Regions from separate parts of the Mus musculus genome. Here regions 1 and 2 are each linked to region 3. The links are chromatin loops, found by intact Hi-C in ENCODE. Cell type or tissue: heart. All regions are shown on one strand.

Region 1 (8,000 bases), 66 kb before region 3:
GATCTTGTGACTAGAATTGTTTCACATTGATTTATTTTAATTTTAGTAATATTCTTTCAGGAGTAATTGTTTCCAAACTCTATAAAAAAAAACCACATTATGTCATTACAGTGTCATCAACAAATGGGAATGACAGTGGCAGCTGTCTCTGTTCTGTTTGTATGTGTGTGTGTGTTTGTGTTTTGGTTTTTTGAGACAGGGTTTTTCTGTGTAGTCCTGGCTGTCCTGGCGCTCACTCTGTAGACCAGGCTGGCCTTGAACTCAGAAATCTGCCTGCCTCTGCCTCCGGAGTGCTGGGATTAAAGGCATGTGCCACCACCACTGCAGCTGTCTCTGTTCTTGTTCACAAGCCACATACCTGATAGGCCTCTCCCATAAATGTTTACCCATACCAAGGCCTAATGCTTCTTGCCACTGCAACTACTTGTAGTGGTTTATCTTTATTTACCCTTAAACTTTTTTTTCAGTTTTCAGTGGGCTTTTAAAGATCTTAAAATATAGTGCTAGTGTTTTCTGTTGGTTCACTTGTAAATGAAAAAGTATGCAGAGATTAGAGACACTTGCTTGTTTAAAAGATCCTGACAGATAGTAAAATAATCATAAATCGGGCTGGTGAGTTGGCTCAGCGGTTAAGAGTGCCGACTGCTCTTCCAAAGGTCCTGAGTTCAAATCCCAGCAACCACATGGTGGCTCACAGCCATCCATAACGAAATCTGATGCCCTCTTCTGGAGTGTCTGAAGACAGCTACAGTGTACTTACATAAAATAAATAAATATTTTTAAAAAATCATAAGTCACCCAAATACTATTAGAAATGTTGTTTAAGGTATCTTAGGAAACATCTATTTGGTAATTAATATAGATTTTAAGTTATTAACTTGCATTCAGTACTCACAAAGTGGCTTTTGATCGTGGCCAAATCTAATGAATGAGACTTGTTTGTTTCATTAAAGGAATAAAATTTTTGGTTAGAAAATGAATTTTTACTAAAACATATTAATTTATAAATTATCCCTGAAGTTTTCACTGAAAGGTTTTTTGTTAGGGTCAACTTTCAGCTCCCGAGAGACTGAAGGATCAGCTTATTTGCCTAAAGGACTTGGCTGTAGCTGACACACAAGTTCCATGGCTTGCTCTGTTATGCATTTGTATATGACATTTGCATATGAATGATAAAATTCCAGTAATTAATTGAATTGTCCTTCTTTTAAAAGTTGCACTTTTTATCTAATTGCCCTGTGCATTGGGACCTGGAGTCAAAGCTAAGGTTCTGGTCCCAGATCTAAGTGGTATGGCCAGTGTTAAGTATCAGATTTTTGTAGGTTGTAGTTTCGTTGTCTAAATGAGATTATTCTTGTATCTTGTCCTACCTGGGATCTCCAGTTACAAATATTTTAAAAAGGATTATTTTATTGTTTTCTTCTAAGCATTTTTTTTTCTGACCTGTATAATGACATCAAAGGTTTAATAATGATCGATGTGGTGGCGCACACTGAGATCCTGGCACCAGGAAGGTGGAGGGGAGAGAATCAGGAGTTCCAGGCCAGTCCTGGATATCTGGGATTCAAGGCAGGCCTGGAAGAAATTCTTAAAGCTCCAAACTGAGGCCTCTGTCGGTCTGCTGTTCTGTGTTCTGTGGCTCTATGATAATGAAATAGATTTTTTTTCCCCCTCTTTCCCTTCACAGTATCTCAAAGATGTTAACTGTCCTTTCAAGATTCAGGATCGGCAAGAAGCGATTGACTGGCTTCTTGGTTTAGCTGTTAGACTTGAATATGGAGATAACGGTATGTTTTGTGCAGGATATAGGGTGGGTGTTGGCTTATGGGGCTTCTTAAAAGATTTTTATTTTTAATTGTATATGTATTATATGCATTCCTACTGTATTCAGAAGCCAGGAAAGGATATCAGATCTGCGGGAGCTAGAGTTACAAATGTGAACTACCATGTGGGTACTGGGAATCTAATCTAGGTCCTTTGCCAGGGCTTTAACCGCTGAGACAGCACTCACTCCAGCTCATCTTTAGTTCACTGTTGTGGATAGTTTTTAGATGAGAAAGAAGGCGGTGGGAAGAGGTTTCTTATCTTGTATTTTGCTCTTGGTTTATTTTATTACAAAAAGTGGACCTGCTTTGTTTCTGATGCTTTCATTATTTTTTAGAATTTGGAAGTTGTTTTCTGAAAAAGGTTAATAGAATTCCTTAACAAAGGAACGTTACTTGGTTAATTTGCCAGCTTCCACTGCAACTAAGCCATTGACACTGCTGCCAACATCAGAGCCCTTGGGGTTTGGAGTATTGGTTGCAGCAGCTATTTCACAGGAGATAGAAACATACTGGTGTGTCTAGTGCCAGTGCACATTAAGACAGTGTAGGCCAATATGTATGTGTAGTGTTTAATCTTCCTCAGCTATGGACAGTCTTCTGTTATCTGAAGCGTTTGAAGTTGGTGCCAGTGGAAGAGGTGCCTCATTGCACTGCTTCCTTTCATCAGACACCTCAGCTTCAGGCTGAGCACCCCGCTTCACTTCCATCCTTGGGTTTGTGACTTTCCTTCACGGTGCCTGTCACTTTCAGGTCCTAGATGTGTGCTCTTGAAACCTGTCTGATATGTATAGCTTCTCTGCCCCACCCATCCCGTTACCATTAGTCTTTGTCTGAGTCTGCTGTGTCACCTGTGTTTCTGCTGCTGCCGCCCTGTAGGCTTCAGCTCTTGTCACCTTCTTCTAGTATAGGGCGGTGCCACCCCCTGTTCTCAGCTGCATGTCCTCTGGCTAACTTTCTGAACTATATTTTAGAATCTGATTCAAATTTTACTACTTTTTAAAAGTTTAGGTTGATAGAAAAATTGTAACAGTATAAGAGTGTTCTTATATCAAGATCTGGGGAGCCATTTTTGGCAGTAAGTTTATTCATTACTTTTAAAATATTTTTTTCAAGCTGGTCTTTCTAAAGACCAGCTCTAGTTGCATTTTCTAATCTAAAGCATTGTCACTTTCCCATTTTCATAAAAACACTCTCAGTTTTATTTGAAAGAACAAAGCAAGCAGCCCTGTGGTTTCTTTCCATGATGGAATATATGGGAATGTAGGCCTTGTGACCTCAGCCTTGCTCATGTTTGGGGCCTTTAGCGGGTTCTTTGTGTTTCCTGCTCTGGCTTGGTAGCAACTGTGTGGGAGGTTATTTGCAACAGAGTATCCTGGGATCCTGGACCCTAGGCTGATCTTCAGCTGCTCCCTGATGGATTCCTAGCCATCCTCCATGTCTTTTCTCATCACATTGGCTCCATTTTATACTTGGCTTCAGGGTTGTTTCCTGTATCCCAGCACAGTGCATTCTTAGCACATGCATTTGTTTCTCAAAGTTTCAATAAAAACTTGTGTAGTAAGTGGGGTATTTCTATATTGGGAAAAGGAAAGTTGAAAGATGAATGGTATAACAGGTATATTACAAATCTCAACTAGCCAGCATGCTTTGTTTAATCTTCAGTTTCAGCATTGCAGGGACAGGCACTAAGCTGATTAAGGTAGCAGTGCTGGCCTTAACCTGCAGGAGGCGCTGGTGTTCTTGCTATTAAACATCTTACATGTGTTGAAATCATTGAGAATTTTTGCTTGCTCTTCCATTACTTAAGAAAACTTTATTCATATGCCAATTAATGTTATTAAGATCTGATTCAAAGTTTACTACTTTTTAAAAATTTAGGTTGATAGAAAAATTATAACAGTACAAAGAGTTTTCTTATATCAAGATCTGAGGAGCCGTTTTTGGCAGTAAGTTTATTCATTACTTTTAAAATATTTTTCAAGTGAAAACAACATACCTTCAGAGTTTTAATCTCCATGACATCTTAAATCCGTGTACGATACGTTTTAAGATATTTTGATTTTTGTGTTGAAAGCAGTATTTTACCTATTGAAAAGATTTGGGAGGATTTGGTTTTAGTGTCTACCCAATACTTTTTTTTAAACTTATCTTTCTTTTATTTATTTATTTATTTATTTATTTATATTTTTAGAATTTGAGACAGGCTTTTGACAAGCTGCCCATTGTCCCTGGACTTAATTTGTAGCTCAGGCAGGTGTGTGACTTGTGGTTGTCCTGCTTGGCTTCTGTAACTGGGACCGTGCCCTGCTTCTGTTTAATTTCTAGGTACCTCATAGTTGTGCCCTGTCGTCCCTCCATCTGCCCCTCCCCCCTTTACCTGTTCTTCACTTCTTCAGTCCCAAACTTAAGAGGTCTAAAAGACTATATTTCCTAATCTTTTGGGAAGTAGAGGAGGAGGAGGGTCAAAGGTCAGGGCCAGCCTTTGGTGCATTAAAGCTTATCTCAGAAACATTACTGAGAAGACCCTTGTGTCCAGTGTACCAGTAAGGACTTAAACTTAATCAAAAAGTTACATTATTTTTTTTGAAATTTTAATTGTAGTGAAGTATAATAATTTTTGAGTGGATATCATAATCTGGCTAAATGACATTCAGTAAATAAGCAATATTTATCTTAATCTTAAGTTGTAGTTATTTTACCTTGTTGCTTGTTTTTTATAGCTGAAAAGTACAAGGACTTAGTACCTGATAACAGGAAAAATACTGACAACGCAGCTAAAAATGCAGAGCCACTGATCAACTTGGATGGTGAGTGTGGTGCGTACAGGTGGCAGCCCTGGTTTTGTAGCTGCTTTCCACTTGTATGCCCAAGTGCAAGCCCAACAGGAGTGCATAGCAGCCTCTCTCCTGTTTGAGACTCAGTTGCAGTGAGCTTTCCCTCTCTCCCCCATCCCCTCAACACAGAAATTTGAATGTTAAAAGCAATGGTGTTTATTTTTTTGCTTCAAGTAATTTGGATTTTGATTTCTTGCTCATTGTGACACTCATTGGTTACCTTCCTGGCAATATAATTTATTTTTTTAATCTAGTGACAAATGGTAAAATGTTTCATTATTACAAGTCCCACATGCCCTTTTAGCAATTTCCATTTAAAGCCTGAAGATTATGGAAATCACCTAGAGTATAGTGTGTTAAATAAGCTTTCCCCGACTGTTGCATTGGGACCTGCAGTAAGCTATTTTCAAGAGGGAATGAGCTTGCATACTCCAAAGCCTCTGTGACAGGAAGGCACATCTGGGGAATGCACCCATCGAGTGCATCTGTATTAAAATTAATAGCTTTGGGGAGAAACACTAAAAGGTGTCCATAGTTGGGCCTCGCAGACCGCTGCAGGGCAAGCTCACCGGGAGTTAGGTTAGTCATTTATGAAGTTCTCCATGTGGCTGGTGCAATTAGTAAGGAGGCTTCCCCTAGACTTGAACTTGCTTTATGTTGGTCCTAGAAAGTTGCTCCTTCTGTAAGCTCCTGTGTTCAGACAAGCAGTTATGATGTTTGTAGAGTTGGGTTTTGCTTATTCACTTTTAATCTTTTATAGTAAATAATCCTGATTTTAAGGCGGGTGTCATGGCTCTGGCTAACCTCCTTCAGATTCAGCGTCATGATGACTACTTGGTAATGCTTAAGGTAAGCTGCCCATTTTATTCTTGTCAGAGACTGCACATGGAGAAACACCTTCACTTTCCTATATGCTGTTTTTATTTACACTTATAATGGGCTGGTGAATAGAAATTCAGAAGAATGTGGGACCTAGAGCACATACATTATTATTTTATGTTTCACATTATCCAGCAGTAAGCTGATATCTGAGCATTAACTGCACACCTAAAATGTCACTCAATCCTATTAACAATCATGCTGAGAAATACTAACAAACCTGGGGCCTAGGGAGCTGGCTCTGCTGCTAAAGGGTTAAGCCTAAGGACCTGGGTTTGGAACTCAAAACCCCGTATCAAACCAAACACAGTGACAACTCCAACCCCAGTGCTGGGAGGGCAGATATCTGGATCTCCGGGCAAGCTGGCCAGCCAGCCTAGCCAAGACCATGTGAGGCACATCATATTCATCACTGCCCTCCTTTTGTTTTTGACAAATACCTAATTGAGCAGAGAAGGCTAATTTGAGAAAAGGTAGAGAACAACTGGGTAAACAGCAGTGCCAACCTTTAATCTCCACACCACTTGCGCACACACCTGTATGCACAGGTTTGCATGAACGTGTGTACACCTCACACCCAAAGAAGATGTTTTATCAGGAAACAGATCTAGAAGTTAATGAACATGCAAGACACAGTGATAGAGACGCCTGACTGCTCAGTCTGCGAGTTCAGTCTGTGTTAAGGGGGAATGCCAGATCCCTAATGGTGAATTTAGCTACTTTAGCAAACATATGCTCTCATCTTCAGCATCTTTCCTTTCTTGGAATATACCTCTATATCAAGGAACACAGCTCTCTGGAAGAACTTTTAATTTTGAGAAAGGAAAACATTTCATCAACTTTCTGCTGTGGATGTGCAGTGGGGTGGGGCAGGAGGATTCGGAGACTTAGATATGGCTGTTGCAGATCTCGAGTGAAGCTTACTATAAACTGCTTCATAATAAATTGAATAAACTTCCCTCTACCCAGAAGGGGTTATAATTTATCCTTCTTATTAGAATTGTATGGGTTATGTGAACAGTTTTAACAACAAAAGTAGTGTTCTTAGCTTAATAGAATATTCATGTTGAATCCAGATGGATCTTTCTCACCCAGGTTGGATGCCAAAGACATCAAGTTGTTGTTAGTAAAATCCAGCTGTTTCAAAGTTTTATTTTTTGCTCAATCTAGTATGGAAATATTTCCTAGGGACAGGCCCACATAAATTTCAATCATAAACTAAGGAAAACAGAGAATGCAGTATATTTGGGATAACTTTTACCAAACTTTGAAACTGAGGAGTACTTAAACTTACAGTAGCTATATCAGAAAGCTTTGTACAGTCCTAGGTCTAATAGATAATTATCCTGTTTGGCACTCAAGTAATTATGGTTCTATATGGAGGATATCTTAGGTTTGCCAGGCACAGAAGTGAGCATGTTAAGGCTCAGGGGTAGAGTGCTCTCTTTGTGTGCATTAGAGCTTGGGTCTAATCTCAGGGGCAGGGATGGACAATTGTGTATTAGTAATTTGGCAAAATAGTAAGTTTGGTCTTTATTGGGTTTCCTAGGCAATTCGAATTTTGGTTCAGGAACGTCTAACACAGGATGCAGTTGCTAAAGCAAATCAAACAAAAGAGGTACGTGTGTTTCTAAGATTCTAAGCCAGTTAATGGAAACTCCCTCTGGTATTGCATGCATTTAAACTTGTTATTTACACATTCTGGGCTGGGTATGATGGCACACACTTTTAATCCCAGTACTCTGGAGTCAGGCAGGCAGACCTCTTCAGTATAAAGCCAGTTGGTACACATATAGAGTTCCAGGACAGCCAGGACTACACAGAGAACTGCTCCCCTCCCCACACACCCCCCAACACACACACAAAAGATGCCCATTTTGTTGGAACAGGAGGAGAAAGGTTAGATGTGAATTGAACTTGATTCTTAAGTAAACTCAATATATTCAGTAACTGAAGTTCAGACAACTGGATGAACAGTGAATTTCATGTGTGACCACATTTCACACTCTAGAGAATCTACTAGTCCATTCTGTCTGTAAACTTGAGGCAAGTGCCAAGGGATTTAGCCTTGTGAAATGTGTTGGATCGTTGGCTACATGGTAGAGAAAGGCAGGGCACACTTATTCCTTTCATGTTAGATCTAGATCTCATACTCACACTTGGGATTCTTTGTAATTTATCTCCTTTTGCTCAGTATGTCATGGCTACCTCCCCGTGACGAATACTACTGGAATATTTTTTCTTTCTTTTTTTTTTTTTAAAGATTTATTTATTTATTATATGTAAGTACACTGTAGTTGTCTTCAGACACTCCAGAAGAGGGAGTCAGATCTCGTTACGGATGGTTGTGAGCCACCATGTGGTTGCTGGGATTTGAACTCTGGACCTTTGGAAGAGCAGTCGGGTGCTCTTACCCACTGAGCCATCTCACCAGCCCTACTGGAATATTTTTAACCATGCC
Region 2 (8,000 bases), 57 kb before region 3:
CATTACACCAGCATGTGCTTGGAAATCAGATGTCACACTTTGAAGGGAGAACCCCAGGAGATTGACTATGTTCTAGAGATTTACCACCGCTGCTTTTTCTTTAATAAAGTTGGAGAAGTAAAAGGCTTGTTTGTTTTGCTCTGTTTTGAGTCCATGTATTCTGTTTCTACAATTATTGTGCACCCTTTATGGTTACATTCACTCCAACCCTTAACTTTGTCCTGGAGACAATATAGATATTTAGACCACAAGAAAGCTTTAAAATATTTTATTGGAATTATATAGAAAATTGAAGAACTGCTGCATCTTTGGTGTTTTACCCGGAGTACTTTTGAGGGATACTTCTGTAGAGGCACTTGGGGACTCTTTGTAGCACCTTAGTATAAATAAAGTCTGAGGACTTCGCTGGGCCAACCCCATGGTCCGTCTGTGGCGGGCCTCAGTGGGCTTCAGGAATCAGTTCTCATAGCCATCTGTTTGCTTTACTTTTCTTGGCCAGGTAGAATCCATGGCAAACAAAAATCAGATTTAGTGTCTTTGCTCTCATTGGTTCTATGTTGAATGAATTTGGCCTTTTAAATAACTGTTTACAAAAGTTGATTTAATAAGCAATGATTAAAATTCTATTTTAAACTTGTGATAACCTTTGTTTTTAAAAATACAGTAGTAAAGATTGAGGTATACATTTCACAAAATATACTTGAGTCTCACTGCACTGAAAATGCTCACTTGTGTGCCAAGAGCTCATAATGGCCAATTCCTTTTCCACTGTCTTTGCCTTCGTAGCAAATATTCTTAGGACAAGATTCTTGTAAACTTGAAATCCTCCTATACATTTAGTGTTCATTTTCTTCCTGTGAGGGGAGTGGACAGCAGTGTATCATTAGTTAAGGAACGCAGTGCTGACAGTTAGCACAGCCCCTCTCTACCCGCTGGTCCAAGGAAGCCTCATGATGCACTTTGATAGACTCACCTGTTGGACAGTACGGGTAGACTGCAGTGATCCCATAGAGATGAGACCGCTGCTCAGGGAGAAACTCATCAGTAAACTGGCCACTGTCCTTATTCACTGATATAACACCATCCCTAGGAAAAGAAGGAAGGAAGGATTCATGGATGGTCAGTCACAAGGTCAAGTTTCAGTAGATAACAGTTGGGCACTTTTCCATAATACATTAAAAAGCAATTCCACTAAATGTGTTTTGACTCAATTTGTCTATACCAATGATTCTGGATGTAGCCCCTCCACCAGTATCAGTTAGGTACTTACAGGAAATGCAAACGACTGTTCCTTCTCCCTGGCCATTCTCTAAGTCAAAACCCTAGAACAGCACACAGAATGTATTTATGTTCTGTGGCCATAGGAACTAGTGATTAAATCAGTTCCTAATTCTGGCTAGGCCCATGGGGTCTATTCAAGTACTACCATTAGGTCTTGTGAAACTGTAGGAATGGGGGAAAGGATTCAGGCGTGCACCTATGTTCTGTTTTGAAGCGTTCTTAGCGGGGAGTCAAATAGCATTTTTTAGTCTTTAAGGAAAACATTTATTATTATCTATAATTTGTTTTTCCAGCGATCACCCTGCCTCTGCCTTTCTAGTGCTGGGATTAAAGGCGTGCACCACCATGTCCTGCTTATTGATCTTTTTAAAAAGGAAAATTCAACTTAAAACTTTGTACTGCTTAAAACTCATTCTCTAAGAACATATTTAAATAAATGCTTCTTATTAATTACTACCAAATTTCTTCAGTTTAAATGCTGCTTGCAAGCAACACCCAATAAACCTGCGGGTGAAATGCAGGGATGATTTCAAGTCATAGCCCTGCAAGACCGATGTCTACTGACAGAGTCAACTGGGCTTCCAGCCAAAGCTGCTGACTGTCAGACAGCATGTTCTGCAGAACCCGTTGCCCCCAGGCTGCTGCGGGGGCTCACCTCCGCCAGTCCGTGTGGTAGAAGTGATCTGCATAGCTGACGATGCTGAAGGGGTAATTGAGGTGGTTTTGGATGACACGTCGTCCAGTTCCATCGGGTAGTGTACACTCCAGTTTTTTGGTTCCTTTTAAGACACCCAAGAAGGAAAATGAGTTCCCTTCATGCCCTGAGCAAACCACTGGTAAAAATGAGCTGCCAGGTCCTTCTCCAGGGAATAGAGGCAGAATTTCAACATGTGGCATTTTAAGCCCATTGCAGTCCACATTAGCATCTGTAAATCCTGGCCTACGATTCCTCTCCACCTGGTACAGCAGAACTCTAGTTTTGAGAATCAAACTTCAATCTTTTTTGTGGAAGAATCTAATATATTGAAATCTGGCAGTGTCTTTCCAAGGGGGGTCATTAAAGATAAGAATTTTTATAATTTTAAGTCTAAATTTCTAAGTTGAAAACATAACATCCAGATTGGCCAATATATATATTTATAAATTCTAGGTATAAGAAAAAGATAATGGTAGTGGTTATTTTTACATGGTAATCCTTTGAATTTTTGAAAAAAAAATCCTATAGAATTCAAGAATTTTCAAATTTCATATTTCTTATGAAGACTGAATTTCATATACCTTTTAAAAATGTAATATTCTGACGACTGGATTGTGAAAAACGCCCAGCTACATATTTTGTAAGTTTGAGAACTTCCTTTCTTTAGTAGAATGAGAGAGAGAGAGACACACACACACACACACACACACTCATACACAGTGTCTTTAAGGGTTTTCGGTAATGCAAAGCACACCACAGAATAGATAATCCTGGGGTTAAGCAAAGGCAATCCTGAGGGAGGACATCCTCTCTCAGCATTTGTCAAAGGATCGCAGCACACCAAGTGATAACAATGGCCCAGAAGGGAGACTAACCTCAGCTCAGCCAAGTGGCAGCAGCGGCCAGTACGTCAGACTTCAAAGTTTCCAGGTGTTCAGTGGGGTCAGGACAGACATGCTACACAGTGGGGTCAGGACAGACATGCTACACAGTGGGGTCAGGGGTCAGGACAGACATGCTACACAGTGGGGTCAGGGGTCAGGACAGACATGCTACACAGTGGGGTCAGGGGGCAGGACAGACATGCTACACAGTGGGGTCAGGGGGCAGGACAGACATGCTACACAGTGGGGTCAGGGGGCAGGACAGACACGCTACACAGTGGGGTCAGGGGGCAGGACAGACATGCTACACAGTGGGGTCAGGACAGACATGCTACACAGTGGGGTCAGGGGTCAGGACAGACATGCTACACAGTGGGGTCAGGGGTCAGGACAGACATGCTACACAGTGGGGTCAGGGGGCAGGACAGACATGCTACACAGTGGGGTCAGGGGGCAGGACAGACATGCTACACAGTGGGGTCAGGGGGCAGGACAGACACGCTACACAGTGGGGTCAGGGGGCAGGACAGACATGCTACACAGTGGGGTCAGGGTGCAGGACAGACACGCTACACAGTGGGGTCAGGGGGCAGGACAGACATGCTACACAGTGGGGTCAGGGGGCAGGACAGACATGCTACACAGTGGGGTCAGGGGGCAGGACAGACATGCTACACAGTGGGGTCAGGGGGCAGGACAGACATGCTACACAGTGGGGTCAGGAGGCAGGACAGACATGCTACACAGTGGGGTCAGGGGGCAGGACAGACATGCTACACAGTGGGGTCAGGGGTCAGGACAGACATGCTACACAGTGGGGTCAGGGGTCAGGACAGACATGCTACACAGTGGGGTCAGGGGTCAGGACAGACATGCTACACAGTCCAGCCTCCTCCCTAAGCCCCAGAAAATTTACTGTAAGAATCACTGTAAAAGGTTCTTTTAAAGCTTACAGATCTGGTATATTCTGTGCTGACTGAAATTTAAACGAAAGGATATAAAGATGGGCAGGATTTGGTTTGTAGTGCTGTTCCCATAGTGCTCACACTGCTAGCTGTAAGGGAAGCATACCTTTCTCCACATCCAGTATTACCTGCATCTGCCCAGCAGAGCAGTTTGGAGAAGGGGTCAAAGGTCAATCCATTGGGTAATCCAATATCTTTGTTGATCAGAATCCTTCTGTTTTCGCCATCTAAAGATGATGTTTCAATTTTAGGAGCTTCTCTATTCCAGTCTGTCCAGTACAAGTTGCTGTGGATAAATTTTAAGATTGTTATGAACAACTGTGCAGGGGTTGTGGCATATAGCTTAGTAGTAGGGCTCTTGTTTCGAATGTATAACCTTCAGCATCGCTCCCTGCCTCACACCCTGTGCATCAGCCACACTGGCCACCACTGGCTGATTGTCTCCTCCTGGTATTCTCGGCCTTAATTCCCTTGAATTTGGCTGAGTTTAGTGTCTTGCTCCTGGTGAATGGTACGGTAGAAGTCATAAAATCACTTTCACTATTTGTTTGTTTGTTTTGTTTTTTTAAATTGGCTTCTGTCCAGTGCCTTTTCTTGCTCCCCAGGGGAAGTTGGATTTTATACAGCAAGCTACCTCTTGCCCAATGGCCAACAATAGCCTGGGGCCTGCCAGCAGTCCACAAGAGTTTGGAAAGGGACCTTTCCAAGAAAGTCTGGATCATGCTGGCCTTGCCTGGCTAGTACCTTTGGCTGTCGCTTTTTGACATTACCTCACCCAGATACCTCACTCACAGTTAATAATGTTGCCTTAGGCTGCCATGGCTTTCTGACAATCGTAACTCTGTGGGAAGTCATTATCTATTAACTGTCTAGATCCTTGCCTCTCACAAACCCGATGCATTTGCCCAGAAACCCTTAATTTGTTGAAATCTTGAATTAGATCTTGGGCCTAGAATCCAAAGAAATGTATTTGTTAGAAAAAAATCTGTGGTAGAAGCTATGGGACCTGTTATAAGAAACTCAGTGGGATCAAGGGAGAGTTTCCTGGGACAACACTAAGTGTTGGAAGGGAAACTTAGCTATCCTACACCTGGCAATGACCTGGACAGACAGACTCTGACCTAACATACAAAATACTCAGAAAGTAGGATCTCATTAGTTGGAGATGAGTTATGCATATGGAAACAGGGTTACAGAGCAGAAACAGTGGCACTTCCATGAAAGCCATAGATATCTTTTGGTTGAACCACAGGGAGCCCTAGCAAGAGGGAGAGAAACAGTTTCCTCTGTGTGGCAGTCACTCCTTGTGGGTGGCAGTGAGAGCCAGAGAGCAGTTTCTACTTGTGGCAGGCCGAGAACCACACAGTGAGCAGTCTCCTTGGAGCTGCGAGGAGGGGCTCACATTACATGCATGCACACTGCTGTGACATTGTCCTCTAGACTCTAGATCTTGGAGCCTAATGACCGAACAAGGTGCCATTGTTCAGTCCCTGACCGGTCAGACTAAGTACCAGGGACCATCAAAGAGGAGCCTCAAGGGTTAATTAAGTCCCGCAGATAAGGAACCTTCCTGTGTAGAACTTTCAGGAAGAACCTTCACACCTTGAAGGGTTTCTCTGTAACTGTGTTTGTGGACGCTGCAGCTCAGTAATCCTGGGACCTCTGACCCAGGCCTGGATACCCCAGTTGACGGCCTTGGCACTGCCACAGAGAGAACATTTTTATCTTGACGTTGTACACTCTCCATCCAGAAAAAAACAGAAACAAAAAAAAACCCAAAAACCCTGCTGTGGTGTTTCTGCTCAGGGAACGGCTGAAGGAAACAACTCCCTCTGCAGACCCATCCTTTTCCAAGGCCCTGCCTAATGATCGTCTGACCCAGGCATCCTCTGGATTCTCCATGATGGGGTCTGGCTTCTCCGTGTGACACATCCCATCCCAGACTAACTAACATCTTTACTGAATGTCATCTTACTTCCGAATGCCTTGTACAATGCATGCAAGCTCAAAACAAAAAACAAAAAAAACCCCTGATTTTTGCCTACAAGAATGCTTGACACCCAGCAGCGGGTCTACATATCTGGTGAATTACTGTATTTGAGTTTTTATTCTGGTCTATCTAGACCTTCCCATGACATATATAAGAGCCAGGGTCTCCAAAACAGATCTGCATGAGAGACCAAAGAAAGCCAGCTAACCCTCGGATTGGATCCACAGTGATGGCTCGTGGATTCACCAGATCTGTGTGGAAGAGGACTTTCCGCTCGGAACCATCCAGTTCGGCCCGCTCTATCTTATCCAGGCCACTATCTGTCCAGTACATTGTTCTACGGAAGTGGTCGATGGCAAGTCCTTCCGGGCTTATCAAACCTGGAAATAAAAGTAAGACAGGAGCATTGGCTGGTGTAGAAGGCGAAATCAAGTTCCCCGTCTGCTGAGCAGCTTACAGAATCCAGAGCATAGAACAGAAAAGCCTTAAGCCCCAGGACGAAGGCTAACTTTTTAAACCATATCCAGTCTCTTCTGTGCTGGACCTTGCTGCCCTGATGGCACCTGGCATCCGTGGTGCTAGGGACAGGCAATCTAAACTGCCAGACCCTGCAGTCTCACTGCGAACCACTCTTGGAGTGGCAGTTCATTCATCCTATCCTAAACCACCTTTCTAAAGTCACCAGCAGAGAACTTAACCTTCCCTTTAGATGAGCGTGGGAGAAACTGGGACCAAACAGGCCAACGGAAGCAACACACAAGGTACCGCCAAGTATCCATGGGAGGAGCTGCTGACCTGAGGTAATGATGGTCTCGGGTTCGGCTCCTGCCTCCAAGCTGGCACGGCTGATGGTCCGACCAGCAACGTCTGTCCAGTAGACCATCCTCTCCCGGCAGTCATAGTCAATCCCCACAACTATGGAGCCCTTTGAGGACCAATGGTGACATCAGAAGGATTAGGATTCCTGAATCCCCAACCTTAAGTTCACGGCTACACAGCACTACTGTGAACAACCTGCGCTGTGGTGGTGCGGTGCTGGGGGAGCCTCCTCCCTCGGATCAGAGCCAGGCTCAGCCGTTTAACCTGCATGCTTTCATTTTCTCCAAAACGGCAGTCAGTAAGGCATTTATAAAGGGCCCCACTGACTACCTCCAGACAGCAAGCTCCTCCAGTACTGTTAGCACTGGCTGTGAACACGGTCACTTCATGAGAAAAACCAGCCCTTTCCCTGATGAGAGGAGCATCCCGCTAGGTAAGCCCTTAATATTTAATGGTGCAAAAGATGAACGCTTCTAAGTGTTCCTGGCACTTTCTTAAAGACCCTTTCTAAAATCTGCTAACACATGCCAACAAGATTTCCCTACTGGGTGAACAGAATGAAATCCTCCCCAGCCCAAGGTGTAGCCACCCCTGCCTCTTAATATAAGCAATTAGTTGTGCAGTATACAAGAGAGCCTGTGATTTAACAATTTGGGAGGACTGTGGTCGCCAGCCTTTGGCTGGTAGTTTCTCCCTTTCCTTCGTGATGAATGACCGTCTTATTCAAAACCCTGAATCTTCGATGTTCCCGCTTGAGCTCCACACAGGCCTTGCTTCTTTCCATTTCTAACCCAGTTTCTTGCTGTGAAACCCCCAGCAGACACGGAGTTCAACACAGGCCACACCAGTCCCCGCCTTGCCTAGGAAAACCTCCTAGGGCTTGGCCTAAAGTAATCACCATGAGACACTGTATGAAGAATCTGGCTCCCGTAGAAAAGCTAGCATTTATATGGGGGGACCTAAGGTCAATGGCACTTTTATTTGAAAATTAAACTTAAAAGGTCCTCCCTCCTTCTGAAGCAAGGGCACACATTCATGTAGGTGGCAATGAGCCCAGGGACTCACGGGATTCATAAACCAAGCTTCTTGGTATGAAGGTCACACTTTAGGGAAATTGCCCTCAAGAGTGCTTGTAATTCCCTCTTCTCCTTCAGTTCTACCATAACCATCTCCTCCCTGCCCATTTAGACATGTTCGGAAAGGCAATCAAGCCATCTGGTGTGGCTAGAACACAAGACGGTTAGCATGGAGAAACTTATAAAGCCCTACACTCTTAAAAACTGGGATCGGGGCCGGAGCCTCGAATCTCGAAGAAAAAGGCCCTCTTTTCATCACACGCTGGCTGCTTTGACGCTTTCTTAGGA
Region 3 (8,000 bases):
AACAAAAGTTAGACTCCCCCACTTCGAATCTTTCACGACTGCCCACTATCTGGGAACCCAATCTACAGTCCTCAGAGGGGACAACCTTTCTCTACCCTGGAGCCTTCCCTCCTTAGATCCCATCACCCCTGCTCTTCTGAAAGACAGTGCCTGCCATGCCCCAAGGCACAGGCTGATACAGTCTGCCTTCTATCCTGCAAGTAACTTAGCTTGCTCTCAGAAACCTACCCAAATGGAGGGGTTTGGAAGAAGCTCTAGGTAGAGGGCCTACCATATTGCCATAACAAAACGTAAATGAGGCCTTTCAGAACGGGAGCAGTCAACTCGGTGTTTATTTCGGTGCCTACCAACATTGTATAAAAATGGCTTCTGAATTAATAAATATCAACTGTGTTTAAATAGAGATATGTGCATTATATGGTTCTGTGACATATATGCCTTTTGCTTTGTGTTTTAAGATAACAAGAGAAGCTGGGAAGGCAGCAGTCTATGAAGTGCTTGCTGCGCATGCGTGAAGTCCTGAGCGTGATCCAGAGCACCCACATGAAAGTGGGGGCGTGACAGCACACGTATAATCTCAGCTTCCGGGAGAAAAATGAGCAGATCACTAGCCAGCAAGCCTAGCCTAACTGAGGGGTCCTAGGTCCCAGAGACAAGATGGCTCCCAAGCAAAGACATTTAAAGATGACCTCTGGTCCCCACATGCATGTGTGCACACTCTCACTCATAAAATGAAAACTTAAAAAAAAAAAAAAAAGACTATAAGAAAATAGAAATATAAGAACTGGTAACCTAGTTGCTTGTATTAGAAAAGTTTGTTTTCAACTATAAGTTATACATGATTTTAGATAAATGTCTAAGAGATAATGTATGAATGAATGAATGAATGAATGAAACAGGGGACTGTCTTCTCTAGCCCTCTAGCTGGCTGGCCTGCATGAAGTGTTTGAGTTGAGGGTATTCTGTTGAATTGGAATTGATATGTCAAGCCCACATACTACAAGGCTAGTCAGTAAACAAAACCGGATGCTAACCCGTCAAGTAAGAAACTGTAACTTCGACGGATGGTGGTGGCACATGCCTTTAATCCCAGCACTTGGGAGGCAGAGGCAGGCTGATTTCTGAGTTCAAGGCCAGCCTGATTTACAAAGTGAGTTCCAGGACAGCCAGGACTATACAGAGAAACCCTGTTTCAAAAAACCAAAAAAAGAAAAAGAAACTAAATTCAAATAATGTTTATTTCTAGATCTCTGCTAGTGCAGACTTTAAGAAAACATGTCTTTTCCTTTAAGAACATGGAACAATCACAACCATTGTCCGTGTGACAGGGACAATGGGCAAGCTTTAAACCTCTTAGGGATGATATCACTTCTGTAGTCAAGAAACACTAGGAGTTAAAGCAAACATGGTTTTGCTCCTATGCCATTATACACCCAGGTGGAATTTCACAAGAGGACTCTGTCTCTACCTACACCAGGAATGAGGCAAGCTACCCTGACCAACCATTGCCCACTTCACATGTTGCTAAGACCAAAGCTAGGAGCAGAGTTTTTGGTGCTTTCTCTAGCTAAACTGCAAAACAGTCTCCTGCAGACAGAAGTATGCAAACTGTTACAAAGGCAATGTGGGGGAAAGCTACAAGGAGCTTGCTAAGAAGTGTGTGGCATCCTTCTCTACTTTCCTGGGATGTCAGCTAAGACAGTGTTGGCTTTAGAGAGGTGCTAGAGAGGTGGCTCCACAGCTAAGAGCACATGTAGTCCTGTCAGTATGCTAGCTCAAATCCCTGTATGCAATCAGTCAAGCCACACTCAGTCAAGCCACTCACAACTGCCTGTAAGTAACAACTCTAACTGCAGGGAATCTAAGCCCTCTTCTAGCCCTACCAACACCAGCAGAGAGAGACACACATATGAATAAAATAAAAACCTTGAAAAGTGTTGTATAGTACTGATTATAATAAAAACACGGGAGCAACCTTAATGATCCCTAGGAAGGGTCATAAGTTCACTGGGGGAGGTCTGATACAGCTGTTTCAATGTTACAGAATCACACTTTCAAGAGTATACAATCCAGCAGAAGAAGCAAGTGAAACAGTATTATGGGCACTGTGAACCCACCATTGCTAATGGCAAGAATATGCTAAAGCAATAGCTGGGAATGTACATACAAAATATGGGTTACTTTTGGTTTGTCCAGACACGGTTTCTCTGTGGATTCTCACTGTCCTGGAACTCACTTTGTAGACCAGGCTGGCCTCGAACTCACAGAGATCTGCTTGCCTCTGCTGGAATTAAATGCATGTGCTGCCACGCCCAACTCATACCAAAAAAATTAATTAATTAATTAATTAATTAACAGTGGTAGGAAAATAAGAGGTTGTTCCTTTTGAAAACTTCCTCAATTTTCCATTTTTTCCCTTCAATGAACCTATCATTAGAAATATTTGTGTACTTATAGGTGGTTCTTGGTATCTGAGCCTTAGTCCCTCATTTCACTAAGCCGACTTAGCCACTTAGGAGAGCCTTAGAATGCCCCCAGAGACAATAAATAGACTTCACTCACAAGCTGCCTAAGCACTGGTTTCATCCAGTTCAACGCCTGATCAAGGGAAGAAACTCCTAGTCAAAGCCTTAGATCCAACACAAAATTCAGGCCGTCCCTTTAATTTATTCAGCTGCAGGGTATCCCTCACTTACCTCTCCTGACGGCGCAGCCCCGCGACTGACCTCCTCGTAGGCGCCCACGTGCTCCCAGGTGGCCAGGAAGGCGTGGGTGGGGGTGAAGCTGGACCCCGACAGCGGGAAGCCAGTGCGCACGTAGCGGGCAGCCAGGCTCAGCACAGCTCCGGAGGTGTCCTCGCGGTACAGGATCCGGCCCCTGCTGTGACTAGTGTCGATGTCAGCCAGGAAAGGGGCGATGGCTGGGAAGTCAGTAGGAAAATCATCATCTACATATTGAGTCTCCCTGGGGAAGTCCTGGGTGGAGATGATGCCGTTGGTGCCCACCTACAATAAGACCAAGGGGCGGTGAGACAGTTCAGCAGGTAAGGGCACCTTGCCGTCAAACCCGACGACTTGAGTTCTAGGACACAAGGTGGAAGAAAAAGCCAGTTCTCTGATCTTCATACACACGAGGTGGCACGTGAATCCCCAACATTTTTAATATTTTTAAAAGGTCAAAATAGTGGTGGTCGCTCAAGCCCAAGGGCAGCCACCGTGCTCCAGTCGTACGCACCTACCGTCCACCTATTGTAGAAAATATTTCTACTCCAATCAAGGTTGAGCCACATCCAGGGTAGCAAGCTCCTATCTCACCCTCCAGTGCACTGCGACCCACAGGTGCGGCTGCTCTCGAACCGGTCCATCTTTCTCCAGTATTGCTCGCCCTTAAGATAGCTCTGCCGGCGTGCACAGTCCCCCCCCCCCCACCGCCCTAAACGCAAACCCCACTCGCAGCCTTAACTTCATCTTCCTGCCTAGAATGTCAAAGTAGAGGGGCACGGTTCCAGCTCGCCCTTGAAACGATCCTTATTCCTCCACAGTAAGGATCAAGAAGTTGCAGCGCCGCTGCTAAGCCTGGTCCCCAGAGGGGACGACAGTTAAACATGGAGGTTGTTCCACTCCCTGGGAAGAAGCTAAGAGTCCCACACCCAACCGCGCACCTCCGGGAGCTGAACTTACGTAGAGGCTGCTGAACTGGGCATCGTAGAAACGCAGGGGTATTGCCAGCTTCACAGCTGCTGAGCTTTCGTCGTCGCCCTCCGGCAGCAGCTGGTCTCCCCACGACTCCCCGTAAGGAAAGAGCTCGTCGGGACGCAGAGCCCCGACTCGCGACAGCAGCAACAGCATCACCAGCAGCGATAGCGGTGATGGCGGTGTTAGCCACCCGGCTGTCGGGTCCCGAAACATGCTCACTCCTCCCTGGCTCTGCCCTCCACTCCGCAAGTCTCTGCGGGCCACACTGCCCGCCAGACTCCAACTTGGACCTCTGGTCCGCAATACGGGCCCGCCCAGCGCGCTGATTGGCTACAGCTCTCGGCCACTGACCAATCAGCGACTCTGAGAAAGTTCGCCAGCGGCCACTACATGTGGTTCTCATTAGGTTTTCTAAGACTGCTGTAGTTTGCTGGAGTGGCCGGGCTGGAAGGTGAGGCCGTTGGCCCGGTCTGGTCTAGGCTGTCCCAACTACTCCTGGGCTACCCCCAACTCTCCAGTGTAGGCTACGACGCTGCAGGAGGTGACCTCAAGGGCTGGCAGGACCCTCGGCGCGCGTGCAGCTCTGGGCAGGAGCGACTGTGCGCACTGGGTTGGCAGAGCGAGGGAGGGTAATGAACACACTGGAGTTCGCGCCCTGCCCTAGGGTCCGGGGTACCCCTCTCGCTAGAGGCCTGGCCCTCGGATAAAGAATCAAAGGAGCTTTGTCTCCATCCGGGGGCTGCTCCGCCCCACCCAAATTTCCTGCTGAGAAGCATGCCTTTGTGAAAGGCTGACTCCTAAATTCTATCCCCAAGCGCTGGCTAACCTTTGTAAGGACACTGCCACCCTCTGAAATGTCCTCCCCAGCTGTTTGCCTTCCCTGGGGGAAACCACCCTTCAGCAGACGGTGAATCCTACTTTGTGTGACCCCCTTGAGTTGGAGCCTGGAGTGAGGCGGCCAGGCGCCGGGGCGGAACCACTGAGTGTTTCTCCCAAAGCCTGGGAGTTTAGGAACTGCCCTAGCGGGAGGCCACAGAGTCGGTAACCCGAGCTGCCCTGCAGGATGGGAAACCTTACAACCTGGAAAGCAGCTGTGCCGGTGTTGGGGAACCCCCTCCATCATAAACATCCCCTCTGGGAGCCGGATGAGATTTTATTACTATTTTATTATCAGGAGGGTGAAATTTCCCACGTACAGTCCGTTTTCTCTCGGCTTGGCCCATCCCCCACAGGCTCCTTAGAAGCAAAGGTAGTTTAAAAAAAAACTTAAAGATATAGGACTCTCAAACAGAGCTTTCTCTTTGTGTTTATCCAGCTATGTAATTCTTAAAGACCCATGGGGCCAAATACTAAAACTTCTTGAAGACACCAGACTGAAAGACTCTGAATCAACACAACAAAAAAGGCCCACAGCAGTTTGCTCCCTCTAGCTGGAGAGGGGTATGTTTGCTCTTACACAAAACAAACTCAAGTTTGCACATTTTTTTTTTCTCATTTTTCCTCTTGGGACCAAATATTTACATTTTGCTGAGGACAAAATGGTGTCTCAAAGATGTGAGATTATTTGACTTGTTCAAGGTCACCTCTTCCATCCTTCATGGATTCTTCCTCAGGCTCGGCACATCTCCTCCATTCAGCATAACAATAGCAGCTAACTTTGACTGGAGGTCTGTCCTACAAATTAGTGGCAAACCAAATTCCAAGACGGAATCCCCACAGCCTGATTTCCTAGTGTTTCCTCCCTTGTAAAATCACCCAGCCTCCCAGGAAGGTGGGCTAGCCTGTGTATTCTCACCAACAGAATGGGGGCCATAGTGATGAGAATTCACTTCAGTGGCTTTTCTGTCGTGCCAGCCAACACCATCTCTCCACTGGTTCTGAGGAAGCCATCTACTGCATTTGGAGAGCAATGCAGAGTAAAGAACTCCAGACAGCCTCTGGTCACCAGCCAGTAAGGAACCAGATTCTGCTAAGAGTCATGTAGGTGAGCTAGTGGAGTCTTGAGATAGCACCACAGCCCTGGCTGACTTTGGTTGCAGCCATATGATAGACCCTTGAAGCGAAGGCCTCACTCAGTTAAGCCACAACAGATTCTTGATTAAGAATTAATTACCCCGAGAATTACTAAATATCTGTTGTCTTAAGACATTTGATTTGAGAGGAGTTGCTGGATGTAATAGACAAGCAAATCAGCAGGACACTGTGCTAAGGAGACTAAGCTTGGGCAGTGGTTTGTTTGTTTGTTTGTTTGTTGTTTTAAGTGATTATTGCCACATGACTGGTGTGCATCAGAGCTTTTCTTTAAACCCAGTTTTGTCTAATCTCTAAACTTCTACCCTCAACCGAAGATTTTACTGATTCAATGGCATTTTCACTTTGCAAAGTAACTTAGGTTACTTCTCTTGATTCATCTCTGGCTGTGCCATCGGCTCTCAAATGGCACCTCCTATATTTCATGACGCAGAATAGCTCACACACTAGTCCCCTTCCCTATGGTGGATAAGTGTCCCCACCAATCCATAAATGACCCTTTGCATCCCTCAAGACATGAAGCAATAGTCTTCAGAAAGCTTTCCTGGAAAACAGCCAGATCTAGAAGCCTCTTCTTGCTCCACCACGCTTACCGTGGTGGTCTCTCTTTCCACATCTCTCCCCTGGTCTGATTAGCCACCATCAGTATGTTTTGGGAGAAGAAATTTTGTCTTATTCTGAGCCTGTCACGGTGCCTAGAGTATTCAAGGAGTATTTGTTGAGTGGGTGAAGCCAAGCAAGCCACCCTGGGACTAGGGCCCAGCTCTGTTGGCCTAGAACAACATTCTTCTCTGCCACCTTTTCTACTAATCAGACCTAATTTGTAATCCTCTTTACCAAGCTGCTTAGCAACCCACCCACTACTGTTCTCCGGTTTTCATCAGTCTCTCATTCATTCATGCAATATTCCCGAAAGCTTACCCTAGCTGTCATGACCTGATCCTCGACCTTACAGGCTCACCATCACAATTTGGTTCTGAAAATGAAGCATAAATGCAAGGCTCTAGCATAACATGTATTTGCCAGCAAAACAGGCCAACTGGCTTTGAAAATAAAGATAGCACTAGTTTTGATTCCCATGTAATCTGAGGACCAAGAAGGAGTTCCAGGGGAGAGATGGCTGAAATGAACAGTCTTGTTTCCCCGAATCACAGCTGTGCTCAAACAGACATTCCTTAGAGCTTTTATTCTAATTTATTTTTAAGCAACTCCATGGCACCAAAAGAGAAGCTTCTTTAAAATGTCACTTTTAAAGGAGTCATTTTTAAAGTGTCATGGGGAAAAGAAAATTTCTGTCATAGCTGTTTCACTAGTCAGAGGGAAAAAATGCTTTTCTGGTACCCACAGTTTCATTTGCAAGGATAGAATTTCCATGACCTGCCCAGCTGGCTGAAGAGGCAGAGGCCCCTTTCAAACTGAAGTTGTAAAGGATGTAGAAGCGTTTAGCCCTCTTGGGTTGGGTCCTTACAGTAGACTGAAGAACGTTTGAGAATTGAGATTATTTTATCCATCTCGAGCTAGGGTCTGTATCAGACACGACGCCTTCCCAATAGATCTCCAGTGACACATTCTGTTATGAGTGCCATGACCCCAAGAATGACGTTACTTCCTGTTATTTTGCTTAGGAAAGTTAAAGCACATCTGTGCCTCAGTGTGCAGATAGAAGCGAGTACTCAAGAGCATGTTCTGTGCATCGTCAGATGAGCAATGTCCATGGGTAGCCCAGGAGCATCTGCTCCATGCAAAGTCAGACAAGCACACTCTATGGGTGGCCTAGTATTCAGGGATTCTCCGCATAACTTTATTATCCATTATATTTCAAGACTGGTGTGTTGGCCTGTGAAAAAATAGAATTGGGCAAACTAGCATGTCTTCCCAGACTGAGGCTCAAGTAGAATTATGTTGGGCCGAAGAAATACCATTCGTAAGATAGTATTTGATGTAAAATGTACAGTGTATAAACTGTGAGTCTCGCAGTCTTGTCGTCTGTGTTATCGAACATGTAGGTTTCCTGTGATTTTAAATACAGAGAGAGCTGATATAGTGGACATTCAGATTCGTTCCCAGCAGCCTTCCTCCTCTTTGCTTTGGACTCAGAAGCTTCATATTGCTTGCTTAGCTTCTCTTACAGTCAAAGGTGGCCATTGGAGATGGTATCTACCTAGCTGGCTGTTGATCTCTGGAAGGACATTTATAATTGATGTGATAAAGGCTTATATCCCACTCCTGTATCCTTAAGCACGATTGCAATGTACTGTGCTCAACCAACCATCT

The links. Peaks named below come from ENCODE experiments on the same cell type or tissue, not always from the same donor. Only the 100,000 strongest peaks of a DNase experiment are listed, where the experiment ranks them.
Region 1: a loop joins it to region 3, with 2.7 times the contacts of the local background. A loop is called at or near these places in 10 of 42 quality-filtered maps.
Region 2: it touches region 3 in a loop (2.1-fold over the local background); 10 of 42 quality-filtered maps call a loop at or near these places.

The regions. Positions count from the first base shown.
Region 1 is chr14:19,813,694-19,821,693 of GRCm38, reverse strand. Rtraf (RNA transcription, translation and transport factor) reads left to right here. Exons shown (of 8, transcript NM_026528.3): 3 at 1,688-1,787; 4 at 4,547-4,633; 5 at 5,421-5,509; 6 at 7,089-7,157. Among named protein-coding and RNA genes, the nearest start is that of Rtraf, 6.1 kb to the left of the region's middle. In heart, no CTCF peak of the experiment used is centred here; a DNase peak (open chromatin) is centred at 3,543.
Region 2 is chr14:19,804,040-19,812,039 of GRCm38, reverse strand. It overlaps Nid2 (nidogen 2), which reads right to left. Exons shown (of 21, transcript NM_008695.2): 16 at 6,613-6,742; 17 at 6,026-6,197; 18 at 3,956-4,113; 19 at 1,937-2,060; 20 at 974-1,086; 21 at 253-854. The coding sequence ends at 844. Rtraf (RNA transcription, translation and transport factor) reads left to right here. Exons shown (of 8, transcript NM_026528.3): 8 at 1-638. Among named protein-coding and RNA genes, the nearest start is that of Rtraf, 16 kb to the left of the region's middle. In heart, no CTCF peak of the experiment used is centred here; a DNase peak (open chromatin) is centred at 4,489.
Region 3 is chr14:19,747,246-19,755,245 of GRCm38, reverse strand. Nid2 (nidogen 2) reads right to left here and starts at 3,989. Exons shown (of 21, transcript NM_008695.2): 1 at 3,681-3,989; 2 at 2,697-3,005. The coding sequence starts at 3,908. In heart, no CTCF peak of the experiment used is centred here; DNase peaks (open chromatin) are centred at 2,815, 4,035 and 4,745; H3K4me3 peaks cover 3,730 bases; H3K27ac peaks cover 3,164 bases.